Regions from separate parts of the Homo sapiens genome. Here region 1 is linked to region 2. Evidence: chromatin loops called from intact Hi-C (ENCODE). Cell type or tissue: tibial artery. All regions are shown on one strand. Links, peaks and the distances in the headings refer to the core of each region. The heading gives the core; the rest is flanking DNA. Region 1 has its middle 37 kb from the start of LINC02253. Region 2 has its middle 100 kb from the start of LINC02253.

Region 1 (8,349 bases), core at 36-8,035, 62 kb before region 2:
CCTATCTTGAAATGAGCATTGCTCACTGTATTCTTTGGGGTTTTTAGAAAGGATCAGCCAAATGCCCCAGGGCACATTCTGGGCCATACTTCGCTAGAGAGGGGCTTGACTAGCACTGCAAGGGCATGTTGCGGCCTCTCAGCAGGACTGTGAGCAAGCTTCCACCCTCACAGGGGAAGGAGGCCAGTGGGCACTGCTTCAGCATCATGATTTTATTTGATTTTAAAAGAATGTTCACATTTACTTTTTCCTCCCAAAATTTCCATGATGGCTTACTATGTACTTTTGGAAAAGTCCAATACAAATGACTTGGAAGCAATGCTAATGTTTTTAAATAGAGCACTCAAATTCTTACCTTAAAGCCAAGTTCCGTGATGAATTATCTAAGATTCACCTGAGTGTAGGACTGAATTAAGAACCCGTATCACTGATGATGCATCTTTAAACTAAATGAGCCAATTTAGGAGCAAAACAGTTTTTTTAACCATATTACTTAAATTATAATAAGTACAAATAAATTTCAGAATGACAACGTGGGGCTATCGAGTACCAGTAGTTGAATGTGGGTTATTCAGATACTAATCGTGTATAAACACTCAAATGTGAATTAAAGCTAGATTAAGCACTATTTTCAATTTTTCAAAAGTTAAGGAAAACTCAGAGACACTGGTGTTTGGCCTAATTACTCCTTAAGGAAGAATAGAAAAATACATGTGACAGTAACCTTGATGACTAATCTTGAGGTTACAAAATAAAGTGACCGCAGAACATATTCCAGGAAGCATCTTGCTATATAACACTGTCTTAAACAATTCCAGAAAGCATGTCCAAGTTACACAGGGAACTACTTAAACTAGCTTATGATCCCAAGCCATCAGTAATTTTGAAGACTCCATCATGTACATATTGTATTCACTATAAATCCTACCTGAGTTTTCAATGTTCTTTCTCATTCCCAAATAAATTCATTACACTAACAACTATAAAATAACAATTATCATTCATTATTTAGGAAATCCATCTAAACTTTTAAAAGAAACACATTTGTTTCAGAGATGGGAAACAAATTGTGTTTCTTTTAAAAGTATGGAACTCAGCGGCTCTTTTGATAATAGTGTAGATGGGACTGAAGTGTCTGTAGCTCCTAGATTTCTGAGGATGCACTTGACTGATGGGAAGGCTGCAAACCATATGAGCCATCTCCTTGGAAATGCATCTTCCCTTGGGGGCTGATTCCTACATCCACACTGAAAAGTTAATCATTTGCCATTGGCAAGAAACAAATGCAGCCATTTTCACGCTGACATATAGTGTCTATCACTCTATAGATTTTTCAAAGGAAATAGATTCAAGCTCTATCAGACTGAAGGATTAGGAAATAATAATCACAGATTCTTCTCTTTAGAGCCATTTGTCCTCTTGCTCCTGATTTTCATCAATTCTCTGTAATTTTCACCCACTCTGTCTCAGGATCATGAGTTATCATTGGTTGCCACCAGAACACTCCACAGCAATTTGTCTTATTGAAACATGGGCTGGCCTCATGGCTGTGAATAATCATTCACTCCCTAATATATCATATATTCTCTAAAATTCTCTCCCCTCCTAAGGACTGCATAATGTTGTCCTAGGGCTGATGAGGCCAGAAATTGTTTTCTTGCGTTTTGAAAAGTGCTATAGTTACAACATGTTCATTTTTAAAATTTGCATCAGGTTGAAGGCATTTCCAGAAAATCAGGTAATTAAACTATCCCCTTGTGCATGAATAAGGATCACTTTGGCTTAGAAGGTATATGTCATTGGAATAAACAAACCTGAATTGGGCACTTTCACCTTTTTCCTTTTTTTTTTTTTTTGACTGGGTCTAGTTTTGCTGAGAATTAGTTGATTTGAAAGACTTTAGATTTGTCAGTTCTATAAAGGTATAATGTGTTTTCTATTCTGCTAGAAATTTCATATTTAAACAATGATCTATCCAAAATTTTAATATGCCTTAAAATTACATCCCTTTATTTCAATATGTGGCAGCAATTCCAATTTCAATAGTAACAAAACTTATTAGTAATGCAGGGAGATGAGTGCCAGCTTGAAGTCCTTCTTGGAGTTTTGGTGGTGCACATATAGTGTTTTCTTTTGATTCATTTTCTTGGATGATAGCATTATAAAAGGAAAGACACTTGTAAAATAATGTTTAAAGGACTTTTGGACATCAATATAATTCCCATAAGGCAACAGTTTGGTGAGTTAAATGTAAACACACCAGGAACATATGGATTCACTATTTCTTAAAAGTACACATGGGCTCAAGAATTAAGGGAGCTAGTGTTTGCAAAACCCATCTTTGGTTTTGCCAAACAAAATATTTGAAAAGTTATGCGATATATTTTCAGCAACATTAATTACTAGGCAACAATGACAATGGCCATTTTGATTATAAAAAGCACTACCAAATTGACAATAGGCAAATTCAATTCCAACACTTAGTCACAATGGATATTATATTTATCAGAATCCACTGCTGTCGCCATGTAGATAAGTCCCCTGGCAACTACTAAGAGCCACCAATAGAACTATAAGTCCACAATATCCATCATAATCTGCATTGAGTGGAGGCAGCTACCAGTTCTTTAATGTTCAGATCTTCATAGGAAGCCTTCTGTCTTCACATTGAGGAATTCAGAGGAGCTGGAAGCAGTGCACAACTACAGTGGCTGTTCCCTAATGGAGTAACTAAATGTGAAGATAGACACAAAGCGCTGCTCTAGAGAATATTACATTTAATGTTATATAGGATTAAGTCGTACTAAAACCTCGATCAACAAATTCTTATTGTCATTGTGAAATGCACAGACCCAGATTTGCTATTAGGTTGGTACAAAAGTCATTGCGGTCTTTGCTGTTGAAAGTAATGGCAAAAACTGCAATTACTTTTGCAACAACATATATATATAATACTGTAACAAAATTCACGCCTAGATCTTCTGCTTTCTAGCTCTATGCCCTTACGCTAGTTACGTAAACTCTATGAGTTTCACTTGCTTACCACCAAATAAGGGTAATAATCCAAATAAAACATGGTTTTGTGAGGTTTAGTGATGACATGTGGGCTGTGGCTAGCATGATGCCAGGTCATATAGAGTGCTCAGCCATGTCGTTAGAAGAATTAAGATTATATAGGTTTAAAATAAATAAGCCAACTTTAAATTTCCTAAATTGAATAAAGTATTCTAATTATCAATAATAATTACCTATAATTTAATAATTATTACCAATAAAGTATTAGTAATGGTTATATTGTATAGATTATTAAAATAAGTTAAATTAACTTATTAAAATTATATGACAAAATTATAGTGATGATTTTCTGATAAGAACTTTTTTCAGATTGTCACTTTAATCATGATCTGTTTTTTAGCCCCATCAATGAAAATGAGTAAATATTCCAAATTAAGTATTTATCACAGGGGCTGAAAAGGGAGGCAAATTTGTAATTGCTGCAAATATTAACATTGATATCATAGATTATTCCTAGATCCCAAAGATGTTTCATATTTACATAAATTTATATGTTACATCTCTACGTATACTTGTTAGGCATTTAGGCATTCCTCAATTGAGATAAACCTTTGGTTTCTACAGTACAATATAAGCAAAACACATACACTCACACACACACACACACACACACACACACACACACAACTTCATTTCCTGTTTAGAGCCCTCATTGATACACCAAGTAAACAGCTGTTACAGTGATTTACAATATACATGAACTGAGCTAAAGAAAATGCTTATTCTTCCAACCAGTGTTTACATGACTGCTATATTACTGCAATCTTTAGTTTTAAGAAATAGCTAAAGAAATTATCTGCAGAGAATGTTTAACCCTCAGAGGGTTTTACGTGTGAATTATGCTGGAATCGGCGTATAATTATTGTAGTACTCTTTTCCCTTCTGAAATCCTCTGATCTACAACACAGTTTTGATCCAAGATGGCTTAATTTATAGTTTTTAAAAGAGAAGAAAATAAGAGAGTGAAAATGACATCTTAGATTTTCTTGTATTCACTCATTTGGGAACCAATTGATTCAGATGCAATTGAACTGAATACACAAATGAACGGGGCCTAACATGGCTTATAGGAGCACATTTAAAAAAAAATGTGTCTCAGTGTATTGAAAACGTTTTAGTGCAAGGTAGGGGGTTCTCAGCCTTTTTCAAACCATGACCCTACATTCAGGCACACTCAACCAGCCCTCTTCAGATGTGCCGAAGAATCTTTTGTTCTCCTTGCTCTTGGAAAGACCTGCTCACAGAATCCTACAGTGAGACACAGAGGATGTCATGGGAATTAGCACAAAGGTTATGGGGTGCACCTGACACATGAAGAGGTCTTCGCTGCACGTGACAGAACAAATCCATTTCAACAGAGGGGAGGTCAGCGCCTGGGAATGGGTTTCAGCCCTGTGACACCCGCACCCTGGCAAGTTGCAGCCCGAGGACCCTGAGATTGAGAATCCTCACGTCAGTGGCACCAGCTCCCTGGCTCTGGCCCTTGTGATGGTCCCCCAGCATGTGTTTAATTGCTGTTCAAGAAACACTTTGCAGCTGGCAACTCAAAGTGTATGGGATGATTCTCCATTCTCCCATGTTAACTCTCTTGACGTTTTGAAGAGAAGTAAGCTTGGGCTGTCTGTGAGGAAGGCCCCTATGTGTAATTTGCATCAGATAGAGGCAGCCGGGGGCATGTGTTTTGGCTTCCTGCCTTCTTTTCATTCATATATTTATTTATTCATTTTCTTTTCTAAATAGGATTTCTCCCGAGAATTAAGTCTAACACCTGCTGCGTCTCAGTATTTCATCACGATGCGTGGGAGTGATCTGGGCTTGGGCAGTGGGAGTGGGAGGTCAGCTCTGAATACTTTTTCTGGTGACTGATTCTGTATAAGATCATCCCAGGTTGCATCTCAACAGTGCTTATCTCTAAACCAATCATGTCCCCCCTGATATTAGCAGTATTTATAGAGGTGTTAAAAGCACGTCTTTATGTAAACTCAGACTGGTAGAGCAGAAAGCCAATCTTAGATTTATTCTGTGTATAATCAAAGCAAGCCCTTATTTGGTTGCTAAAATAAACAATTTCATTTCCCATATAGTTTATTACTATACTCAAGGTTTCCCATCTCACTTTTTCTATAATAATAGAGAATCTTTTATCTCCTCTAAGAATTAGGGCATAAAAACAAAACAAAAACAAAAATAAACTCCCTACAGTGGAGAAGTGCCTAGAGAGAAATTTTTTTTAATTATAAATTTTTGCATTAGGATTATGGCTCCATACAGAATTCTTGGAAAGGAGGCAAATTCTTCTGCCTTGTTCAGGAGGTATGAAAACAACTCAAAAATACCATGCTGTGCCCTTTTGCGTACTAATATCCAGAATGTTTTTTCTTCTGAGTGGTGGCTGTTTCCTAGCAATTTTGTATTGTTTATTCATCTCTATACTCAGAAATCTCCTTTCTAGATCTTTCCCTACGTTTTATGGGTAATCCAGATTTCAAATTTAGTATGTTATTAGCAACCATATTAAGCAAGAACCACTTCACCAAAACTGGCAGTGGAATTATACGATGATGTATTTATAGATTCATTGTTAGGTCTAAAAATTGGGGTCTAAAGTGACTGCATAAATCACCAATTCTTATGATAGCTGCTATTCTCTGCTTCATTACATGGTTGTACAAATATATTTACTCAAAGGAAGGATTTTCCTACCAGTTATCTCAAAAAGTAAGTCGTAAAATATAAAAATTCAAAGAAATGTGGCCATTAGTAATTGAGTAATTTGCTTCATGCTGACATTGAAGATTACTCATTATATCTATCTGGCTTTTCTGGAAACCACGACAGATAACATGATTCTTGCCCAGAAGCTCCCATGTTTTGAAAATTTTAAAGTAATGGCAAAAACCACCATTACTTTTACACCAACCTAGTACTACTTTCTGAAATGTAGAAACATATTATTTCCTCTTTATGGTAATAAATATATTAAGAATGGAAATGTTTCATCTGCTCATCGCAACACAGACATTATGACCAAAGTTTCTTTACTTGGGGAGAAATTCCTAGGACTTGGTTTGTATGTGAATATTTGCATTATCAGCAAAAGTGAAATGTTCACCATTATAGTGGACTACATGAAGACTGACTGACTTAGATAAGATAAAGGAATGCATAAAAGAAGATAAAGTGTTATTAAGAGATTACTGTTGTACAAGCAATATTCTAAATCTAGAAGCAAACAAAAAATTGCTTAACAACACAGTTTATGGCCAGGCACTGTGGCTTATGCCCATAATCCCAGCACTTTGGGAGGCCGAGGTGGGCGGATCAGGAAGTCAAGAGATGGAGACCATCCTGGCCAATATGGTGAAACCCCGTCTCTACTAAAAATACAGAAAATTAGCTGGGCGTGATGGCGTGTGCCTGTAGTCTCAGCTACTTGGGAGGCTGAGGCAGGAGAATTGCTTGAACCCAGGAGGCAGAGGTTGCAGTAAGCTGAGATCGTGCCACTGCTCTCCAGCCTGGCAACAGAGCGAGACTGCATCTCAAAAAAGAAAAAGAATAACAACAACAACAAAAAAGCCATTTTATTTGCAGCTGGTCATTTGTGTTTACATTGTAAAACTACGTTCATATCTTTAAAAACTTGATTGTCTTCTTAGCAAATAATATATGTATAAAATAAATTTATTTATATGCCAAGTTATTCGGTCACTAAATTATTTAAAAAGTGGACCTACTTTGTGAAAATGTAAAATGGGTCATTGCAAGCATATTGTGAAAAGATATACAAATATAATCACCCTCATCATTATTCTTATTCATTATTTCTCATGTGTTACAAAGCCTTTTTCTGGTAACATTTTCTTCCTTAGTAATTATTTACTTGATAAAGAATGTCTTGGGGTTTTTGTTTCCAATCAGGAGAGAGTAACTGGAATAAAATTGATCCTCCCACCGTGAACAACCAAAAATAAGTAAATAGAAAGAAAAATGGCTTGAATCAGTGGTTTTTCAAGACACTGGACATTAGAAAAGAAAGAACAGTCATCCCTGAGAAATGGTAAATAATGAAGGTGAGCCCGATGACTGCCCCAGATTCCCGCCTTGAATGAGTTTCTGGGCCATGGCACAGGGAAGAGGGCTCCCGGAGTTAAGGAGATTGGCCTGAGATACCAACGTGGTGAGAATTTTCAAGACAAAATCATCCCCTTAAGTATTCAGCTGACTGCTAATCTGTATATGACGTTATGAAAAGAACCATCCAAAGAGAGTAGAAAGAACAATGCTTGGTGCCCAGATGGAAACAGAAACAATTCCTGTTTTCATCAGCCAGAATGGGCATTGGGTGGATTATTCAGAAAGATCTTTACTCAATCATGGGAAAGAAGTAGCTGTAGACAAAACCCTAATCCCATGTAACAAATATTAAAATAAAGAGCTGAAAGGGTCAAATTGTTTTCAAATGACTGCATCCCAGGAAAAAGCTAAAAAAATGTTTATAAGAATACAAAAATATCAAGAAACAATGAAGGTAAAGTTCACAGTGCCTGGCATCCAAACAAGGTTTACCAGTCATAGAAAGAACTAGAAAATATAACCATAAATCAACTGAAACTGACCAAGCACTGATCGAGATATTAGAATTGGCATACAAGAACATAAAACAATGATTACAGCTGCAGTACATATGCTAATAAGGTTAAATAGAAGCATAACAAATATTAAAAATATTTAGATTGAATGTCTACAGGTAAAAAGTACAGTTACTGAGGTTAAAATTATACAGGATGGTAATAACAACAGATTAGACTTTACAGAAGAAAAGATTAATGAACTTGAAGACATACTAATAGCAACAATTCAAAAGAGAATACAAAGAGAAATATAATACAAATTTAGAAAGAGTATCAGTAAGCTGTGGGTCAATTTCTAGCAGGCTAATACATATATAATTGAAAATCTGTAAAAGAGAGAAGGAGGGGGATACCAAAGAGATATCTGAAGAAACAATGAAATTACATTTTTTGTTATGTGATAAAAATTACAAACCCAAAGATCCAAAAAACTCAATTAATGCCAAGAAGAGAAAATTACACCAAATCATATTATATTCAAGTGCAGAAAATCAGTGATAAGAATGAAAGCATTCGGAAAAAAAGTCACATCAACTTCAATAGATGAGACAAAAATAAAAAACATAGTGATATGTTAGATTTGATCTAAACGTGTCAACAATTAGATTAAATATAACTGGTCTAAGCACCTCCTTAAAAGGGA
Region 2 (8,349 bases), core at 29-8,028:
TTCCTCTCCATTATCCCTGGAAAACACTTACTGATTCACTTACTATAGTTTTGCTCTATTCAGAAGTCAACCGGTATTAGTCTGTTAGGGTTGCCATAACACAATAGCACAAGCTGGGTGGCTTAAACAAAAGAAATGTATTGTCTCACAATTCCAGAGGCCAGAAGTCTGAGAACAAGGTGTCAGATAAATTAGTATCTTCTGAGGTCCTGGAGGGAAGAATCTGTTCTACACCTCTCTCTTTTGCTTGTAGGTGGCTTTTCTCTCAGCATGTCTTGACATTGTGTCTGTCCCCAGATTTCCCCTTTCAATAAGGACACCCATCATATTAGATTAGGGCCCATCTTAATAACTTTCTGATTTTAACTTAAATACTTTTGTAAAAGACTATCTCCAAGTAAGGTCACATTCTAAGGGACTGGGGGTTAGGACTTCAACTCATAAGTTTTAGGGAATACAATTTAACCCATACATCATATAATAAAATGATACAATATGTAGCCATTTCTTTCTGGCTTTTGTCATATAGCATATTACGAATACTTTTGAGAATTACCTATTTTGATGCATATAGCCGAAGCTTGTTCTTTTATTGCTACGTAGTATTCCATTTTATGGGTAGACCACCATTTTTATTTTTATTCATTGGATTCGTGTTTGGGAAACTCCATTGTCTCCAGTTTGGGGTTATTATTAATAATCATTTGCATATAGATCTTTGTGTGTACACATGCCTTCACTAGGTAATATCTAAGAGTGGGATATAGGGGTCATGGAAGTGAGTGTATTAGCTTGTTCTTGCATTGCTATAAAGGAATACTTAAGACTGGGTAATTTAGAAAGAAAAGAGATTTAATTGGCTCACAGTTGTATAGGATGTACAAGCATAGTACTGGCATCTACTTAGCTTCTGGGTAGGCTTCAGGGAGCTTTTACTCATGGTGAAAGGCAAAGCAGATATAGAGATGTCATATGGTGAGAGCAAGAGCAAAAGAAAGAGTGGGGAGGTGCCGCATACTTTTAAGTAACCAGATCTCACAAGAAGTCACTATAGTGAAGACAGTACCAAGGGGATGGCATTATCCATTCATGAGAAATCTGTCCCTGTGATCCAGTCACCTCCTACAGGGTCCCACCTTCAACACTGGGGACCACAATTCAACATGAGATTTTATGGGGTCAGAGATCCAAATCATATTGTTCTGTCCCTGGCCCCCAAATCTCATATCCTTCTTACATGGCGAAATGCAACCATCTTCTGCCACTAGCCCCCAAAAAGTCTCAGCTTGTTTCAGCATCACTCAAAAGCCCAAAGTCCATAGTCTCATCTGAGACAAAGCAAGTCTCTTCCACCTACAAGCCTGCAAAATCAAAACACATTATTTACTTCCAAGATACAGGCATTGGGTAAACATTCTGTACTATCCTGTTTTAACTCTGCTAATAAACACATACCTGAGACTGGGTAAGTTATAAAGGAAACAGGTTTAATTGCCTCACAGTTCCACATGACTGAGGAGGCCTCACAACTGTGTATGGAGGAAGGTGAATGAGGAGGAAAGTCACATCTTACATGGCAGCAGGCAAGAGAGCTTGTGTGGGGAGCTCTCATTTCTAAAACCATCAGATCTCCTGAGACTTATTCACTACCATGACAACAATAAGGGGAAACCACCCCATGATTCAGTTATCTTTACCTGGCTTCACCGTTATGATTCAAGATGAGAGTTGGGTGGGGACACAGCCAAACCATATCACATTCATATTCTCAAAGGGAGAAATGAGCAAAAAGAAAGGGGATACAGCCCCCAGTTGAGTCTGAAACCCAGCAGGGCAGTCACTAAATCTTAAAGTCCCAAAATAATCTCCTTTGACTCCACGTCCCACATCTAGGGCACACTAGTGCCAGAGGTGATCTCCCAAGGCCTTGGGCAATGAGTGTTTAATTTTATAAGAAACCAACCAACAATTTTCTACTATTTTGCATTCTCATCAGCATTGTAAGGGGTTCAGGTTGCTCCACATCTTCATCAGCATTTTGTATTGTCCATATTCTTTAGTTTCATCATTTTAGTAGATTTATTGTGATATCTCATTTGGTTTTAGTTTTCATGAACACCTTCCAATGTGCTTATTCATTTGTTGTATTTTTATTGGATTGTTGGCCCTTTTATTGAGTAGCAAAGGTTCTTTGTACATTTCTTTATGTAGTCTGGATACAAGACCTTTGTAGATAACATGTTGATATATTTTGAATTTGTGTCCCCCTCCCAAATCTCACGTTGAATTATATTCCCCAGTGTTGGAGGAGAGGCCTGGTGTGAGGTGACTGGATCATGGATGCAGATTTTCACCCTTGCTGCTCTTGTGATAGTGAGTGAGTTCTCATGAGATCTGGTTGTTTAAAAGTGTGCAACATTTCCGCTTTGTGCTCTTCCTCCTGCTCCAGCCATGTACGTCCTGCTTCCCCTTTGTCTTCCGCCATGGTGTTTTGAGTTTCTTGAGGCCTCCCTAGCCATGTTTCCTCTATAGCCTGTTGTACTGCGAGCCAGTTAAACCTTTTTTCTTTATAAATTACCCAGTCTCAGGTAGTTCTTTATAGCAATGCAAGAATGGACTAATACACATATCTTGCAAATACTTCCCCACAGCCTGTGGTTTGTCTTTTCATTTTCTTAATAATGTCTTCTAAAAAGAAAAACAAGTAGTTCTATCTTATTATCTTAATATTTTATTCTTGTCCCAGAAAAAATGAGAAGAACTTAAGATCTGAATGAATAGCTGTAAAACAATTTATTAACTCCAAATGTTGAATGAAAATGTAATGAAAAAATGGGCATTTTAATTGTAACAACTCCCTGTAACTCCCAGGGTTCCCCATATTTCTTGAAAATTTACCCCTATTAATCCTACTTATATCATAGTTCCTCAATATTCACATCATTGATTGTTTTTAATAGTCAATTTCTTGGTGCCTTGACTTTTTGACAATGGTCTTTTTCTTTTTCATATTTCAACCACTCATTCTTATGGTCATAACTCCAGTGATGTCATCTGCAGCCTCCTCCTCCATGTTCTCTGACCACCATCTCCTGTCACCCTCCTCATTTTCTCTAGCACATTGCTTTCAATGATCCTTCAACCCTCTTAACACGTTCAATGCATCGATCTTGTCAATGGGGCATTGCCAACATTTCTGGGGCCTAATGCATATTGTAAATATGGGCTCCCTAGTACAAAAAGCAAGGAAAACGCAAAACAATGCAGTTAAAGATTCAAACATTAAATATTTTCCTTTCTTCTATGGTCTTTCTCACAATGAGTGATGGTGTTATTTTAATTGTGATTTAATGTGGCATTCCCTCAGACTCAGGTGAATGCAGAGTCTCATAGGCACCTGGACACCATGCCCTGTGACTGTGTGCTGAGGCCCACCAGCTGCCTGAGCAACATGCTGTGCCCCAGCCTGGGACATGGAGATGAAACTCTCCTCCCAACAGGCCCACTACCCTGAACCACAGACGATGGGTGTTCCCCAAGAGATGGCAACCACTTCAACAAGATACACTCAACACGTGGATTGGGGTGAGCAAGAGGCAAAGTGCTCATCAAATGCACTGTGGCACTGCCAGCACAGAGTTAAAGTGCACTGCCCCAAAATGTGTCAGGTCACATATGCGCAACTCTGGAGCCTGGGTCCAGGCCTCTGCCAGGGATGGACAGTGGTTCTGGTAACTGGTAAGGGAGCATGCAGGAACTGTCTGGCTGGCACCTAGAGCACCAGGGAGCTGGGGCAGTAGTGGTGGCTAGGTAGAGTGAGAAGAGGGGGCCCTGGTGGGTCTTGGGAGGCCATGGAGTTGGAAAGTGGGCCGCTGAGAACCCATCCCTTGAAGGCAGGGAGGTGGCAGGAGGCTGAACTGTACATGAGCCAAGGGATCAAGCCTCCAAGTTCCTACTATGTGTTCCATTGCCTCTTCTGACATCCCTGCCAAAGCGTAGAGTCAAAGATAAAATGATTAATGATTTCAAGGTGGCAACTGCAGAGTATTAAACCAAACATGGGGTCCTCCTGAATACAGGGCCCTGTGTGACTGCATAGGTCACATACCCATGAAGCTGGCCTTGTTTGCCATGATTGTGCACTCCTGACTTCAATTCTGTGGTCCTTCATCCTAATTATTTTTTACCTTGCCTCCCACCTACATATAACCTGACCCAACTTGTATCTTGGCCATAGCCCTCTCTTCTACTCAGGATCTGGTCTGAAACAAATCTCTGCTGATGGAGAAAAAACTCCATCCTTGTGGCAAATGATAGGATTTCCCCTTTTTTGGCCAACTAACCTTCCATTGTCTATCTATACAAGATTTTGCAGAGTGCAAAGATACTTCTTTGACATACTGATTTCCCTTCTTTTGGATAAATACCTAGCAGCAGGATTGCTGGGATCATATGCTGATAACTAATGTCACTTTTTATATGTTCTCTAACACCAACTGGCACCTAGAAATTCTATGCATGTGCCTGGTTCTTTTTTTTTTTTGTCTGAGACAGAGTCTGGCTCTATCACTGAGGCCGGAGTGCTGTGGCGCGATCTCGGCTCACTGCAAGCTCTGCCTCCCAGGTTCATGCCATTCTCCTGCCTCAGCCTCCGTAGTAGCTGGGACTACAGGCACCTGCCACCACGCCCGGCTAATGTTTTTGTATTTTTAATAGAGACAAGGTTTCACCGTGTTAGCCAGGATGGTCTCGATCTCCTGACCTCGTGATCCGCCCGCCTCAGCCTCCCAAAGTGCTGGGATTACAGGCATGAGCCACTGTGCCTGGCTGTGCCTGGTTCTTTCACTCTCTGATTGTCTTAGCAGAATTCCCCTCTCCTTGAACTTCCCATATGTGTCCCTCCTCCTCAGCCTCCTGTCATGAGGCTCCAGCTCCATGTTGTTCTTTTCATATCCCCTTGCTTATGCTCTAATCCAGCTTGTCCCCACCATTTCCCAAGACTGTTCTCATCAATGACATCTGTGTTAGTCCATTCTCATGCTGCTAACAAAGACATACTCAAGACTGGGTAATTTATAAAGGAAAGAGGTTTAAGTGACTCACAGTTCAGCATGACTGGGGAGGCCTCAGGAAACTTACAATCATGGCGGAAAGGGAAGAAAACACATTCCTCCTTACATGGCAGACAAAGGAGAAGTGCCTAGCCAAAGGGGGGAAAAACCCTTATAAAACCATCAGATCTCATGAAAACTCACTCACTATCATGAGAACAGCAGCATGGGGGTAACTGCCTCTGTGATTCAAGTATCTCCTATCAGGTCCCTCCCAGGACATGTGGGGATTATAGAAACTACAATTCAAAATGAGATTTGGGTGGGGACACAGCCAAACCATATCAACATCCTCTTTGCTAACTGTTTCAGTCCTCCTCTGATGAAGTGCACCAGCTGACTTCACAGAGTGCTCTTCTTACTTTGCTTTTCTCCTAGTTTGCTGGCTTCCCCTACAGAAAACGCTTCTCAGAAACTTCCTTATCTCCTTGACTTCTAAGCCTAAAGAGCTCCAGGAACTGAGCAGGCGTGGTGGCTCGCGCCTGTAATCCCAGTATTTTGAGAAGCTGAGGTGGGAGGGTTGCTTGAGGCCAGAAGTTCAAGACCAATCTGGGCAATAATGCAAGACCACCATCTCTCCAAACACACACACACACACACACACACACACACACACACAGTTTTAAAATTAGCAGAGCATGGTGTTGCACACCTGTAGTCCCAGCTATTCGGGATTCCTTGAGCCCAGGAGTTAGAGGTTGCAGTGAGCCATGATTGTATACTGCACTCCAGCCTGTGCATCAGAGGACCCAAACTCAAAAAAAAAAAAAGAATTCCAGGGCTTAGCGGCTCAGCTTTGTACTTCTTTATTTTCTATCTATACCCCTTTGCCAGAGAAAAGCAGTCTCTCATATGGATTTAATAGTATCAGACTATCTATAAAAATATCACTCCCAAATCTCCTCTTTATGATTCATATAATTTCCAGGTAGTAAATGCTGTCAAGCTTTTCAAGCAGAATTTAGACTTCCCGTGTTTTGCCTCTGTGTTTCCCTGTGTAAGCCCAGAAGACAATGTGGACTTTTGTAGTAGGCTGAATAATGATCCTGGAAGATAGCAGGTCCTAATCCCTATGAGGTTATTTTCTATGGCTAAGATTATGCAGGTATGATTAGATTAAGACTGCCCCCCCTACCCTGATCAGAGGATTGTCCTGAATTATTTGGTGGAGGCTCTAAATGTAATCAAAACTGTCCTCATAAGAGAAAGGCACAGATATATTTGAATACAAGTAGAGGAAAATATGATGTGAAGACAGAGATAGAGATTTGAGTGATGTGGCCACAGGCCAAGGAATGCTAGCAGCCACCTGAAGTTGGTAGATGAAAGGAAAAGATTCCCTCTGCCCTATCAACACCGTGATTTCAGCCCAGTGATACTGATTTCAGACTCCTGGATTCCAGAACTGTGCGATAATGAATTTTGGTGGGTTTAAGCCACGTAGTTTGTGGTAATTTATTTCAGCAATAAATTACTAGAAACTAATAACATTTATCTAGGATCTGTGATGGCACAGGAGGGAAGACTGGGGAAAGCTGCAGATGACCTGGAGGACTGAGGATCCGTTATCCCCTGACTGACAATGAGCATTCTGATAAAAATTAGATGTGGCACTAGACTATCAGGGTGAGAAGTTTTCAGTCTGCAGGTTACTATTTAATTTCACTGGGGGCCGTAATAACTTTCTAGATGTATGTATCTTTCAATAGTATATCCTCTGCCTGAAGATAAGATCAGTGATTATACACATATGACAACATTAATGTCACATCTCATTTCACCAGACCAATGTGGTAATTTTCCATGTTGTTTTCATGCACTTAGCAAGATTAATACCACACGCTTTAGGTTTGTTATCCCTCAGTTGTAGTACATATATTAGGTTTTAGTAGCATTTACTAAGAGCCTGGCCATTTCCAGGAGTACAGTAGTTCTCTTTAACTGTAGTTTTACTTTCCACGCTTTTAGCTACCTGAGGTAAAATACAATAAGATATGAGAGAGATAGAGAGATGGGGGAGGAGTGAGAGAGAGAGACCACACTCACATAACTTTCATGAGAATATATTGTTATAACTGTTCTATTTTATTATAGTTATTATTGTTCATCTCTTACTAAAATTAAACTCTATTGTGGGTATGTATGTAGGAAAAAAAAAACACTGCATACAGGGTTCAGTACTAGCTGTGGCTTCAGGCATCCACTGGGAACCTTGGAACGTATTTGCTGTGGTTAACCAGGGACAACTAGATATGAACTAGACCCACCAAGTAACATAAATCCAACAGTGCAACCTATAAACAAAACTGCAAAGTACTGTAAAAATTGGCATGTGCAATACATATCTAAATTCCAGCGGAACAGATCCGAAATAATCTACCAGAAGCAAACTATGAAAGGAGGTAATGTGAGTTCATGACAAGTAACCCAGAGAAGCCATCAAGAAACCTGAGCTCTCCTTTGATATACATTTTCTAACTTACTTGCTGCGTCACTTTAGACTGGTCCCTTAACAACTCTGGGACTTACTTTCCTCACCTATAAAACTTAATTCTAACTATACATTTCCCAAGTCTAACAATCTACGATTCTATCTAAATATTTTGTACAATTGCTGGTACTTATTACTTTTAAAGATTTCTTTTCTATATAAATCATCTTTGTCTTGGCATCACGCAATTAGGGGTTCTGTCAGTGCCCTCAAGTTGGCTTTTCCAACTTAGGCCTAAGTGGAGCTGTCCTCGGGAGCCCTGCCCTCCAGAGGACACGGGATCTCATTGGATTCTCTTGTTCCTGGCCCCAGGGTCTGAATAACATCTCCACCTGATTCTGCTTTTCACAGGAATCTCAGATCCTGGTTTTTAGGTGATACAGAACCCTCACAGTGAATTTCCCCATCACCTTCTGATAGAATTTGGGTAGTTCCCAGAGAGCTAATTATGTCTACAAGGGTTAATTGGAGTAGGTTAACTACACTCTGTTAAAATCAGCATTGAGATTTAAGCCATTTTTGTGGCATGTTCAAATCTCTCTCTGTGTCTCACACACACACACACACACACACACACACACACGCACACACACACACACACATTAGCAGTCCCAGTCAAAACAACTTCCATAATAAAATCTTTAAACATAAATTCTTCCCAAACTGAAATCGGGTATTGACAGCAGAAATACCACCTTCAGTGGTATTTTTATTTCCCAATCTTGTCAGAAGTGCTAGGTATTTTTG

Evidence for each region. A loop is a pair of places that touch in the nucleus more often than their neighbours do. Peaks named below come from ENCODE experiments on the same cell type or tissue, not always from the same donor. Only the 100,000 strongest peaks of a DNase experiment are listed, where the experiment ranks them.
Region 1: a loop joins it to region 2, with 4 times the contacts of the local background. A loop is called at or near these places in 2 of 110 quality-filtered maps.

What each region holds. Positions count from the first base shown.
Region 1 is chr15:97,192,767-97,201,115 of GRCh38, reverse strand. No RefSeq gene overlaps it. Among named protein-coding and RNA genes, the nearest start is that of LINC02253, 37 kb to the left of the region's middle. In tibial artery, for the core only: no CTCF peak of the experiment used is centred there; a DNase peak (open chromatin) is centred at 4,485.
Region 2 is chr15:97,130,459-97,138,807 of GRCh38, reverse strand. No RefSeq gene overlaps it. Among named protein-coding and RNA genes, the nearest start is that of LINC02253, 100 kb to the left of the region's middle. In tibial artery, for the core only: no CTCF peak of the experiment used is centred there; no DNase peak of the experiment used is centred there.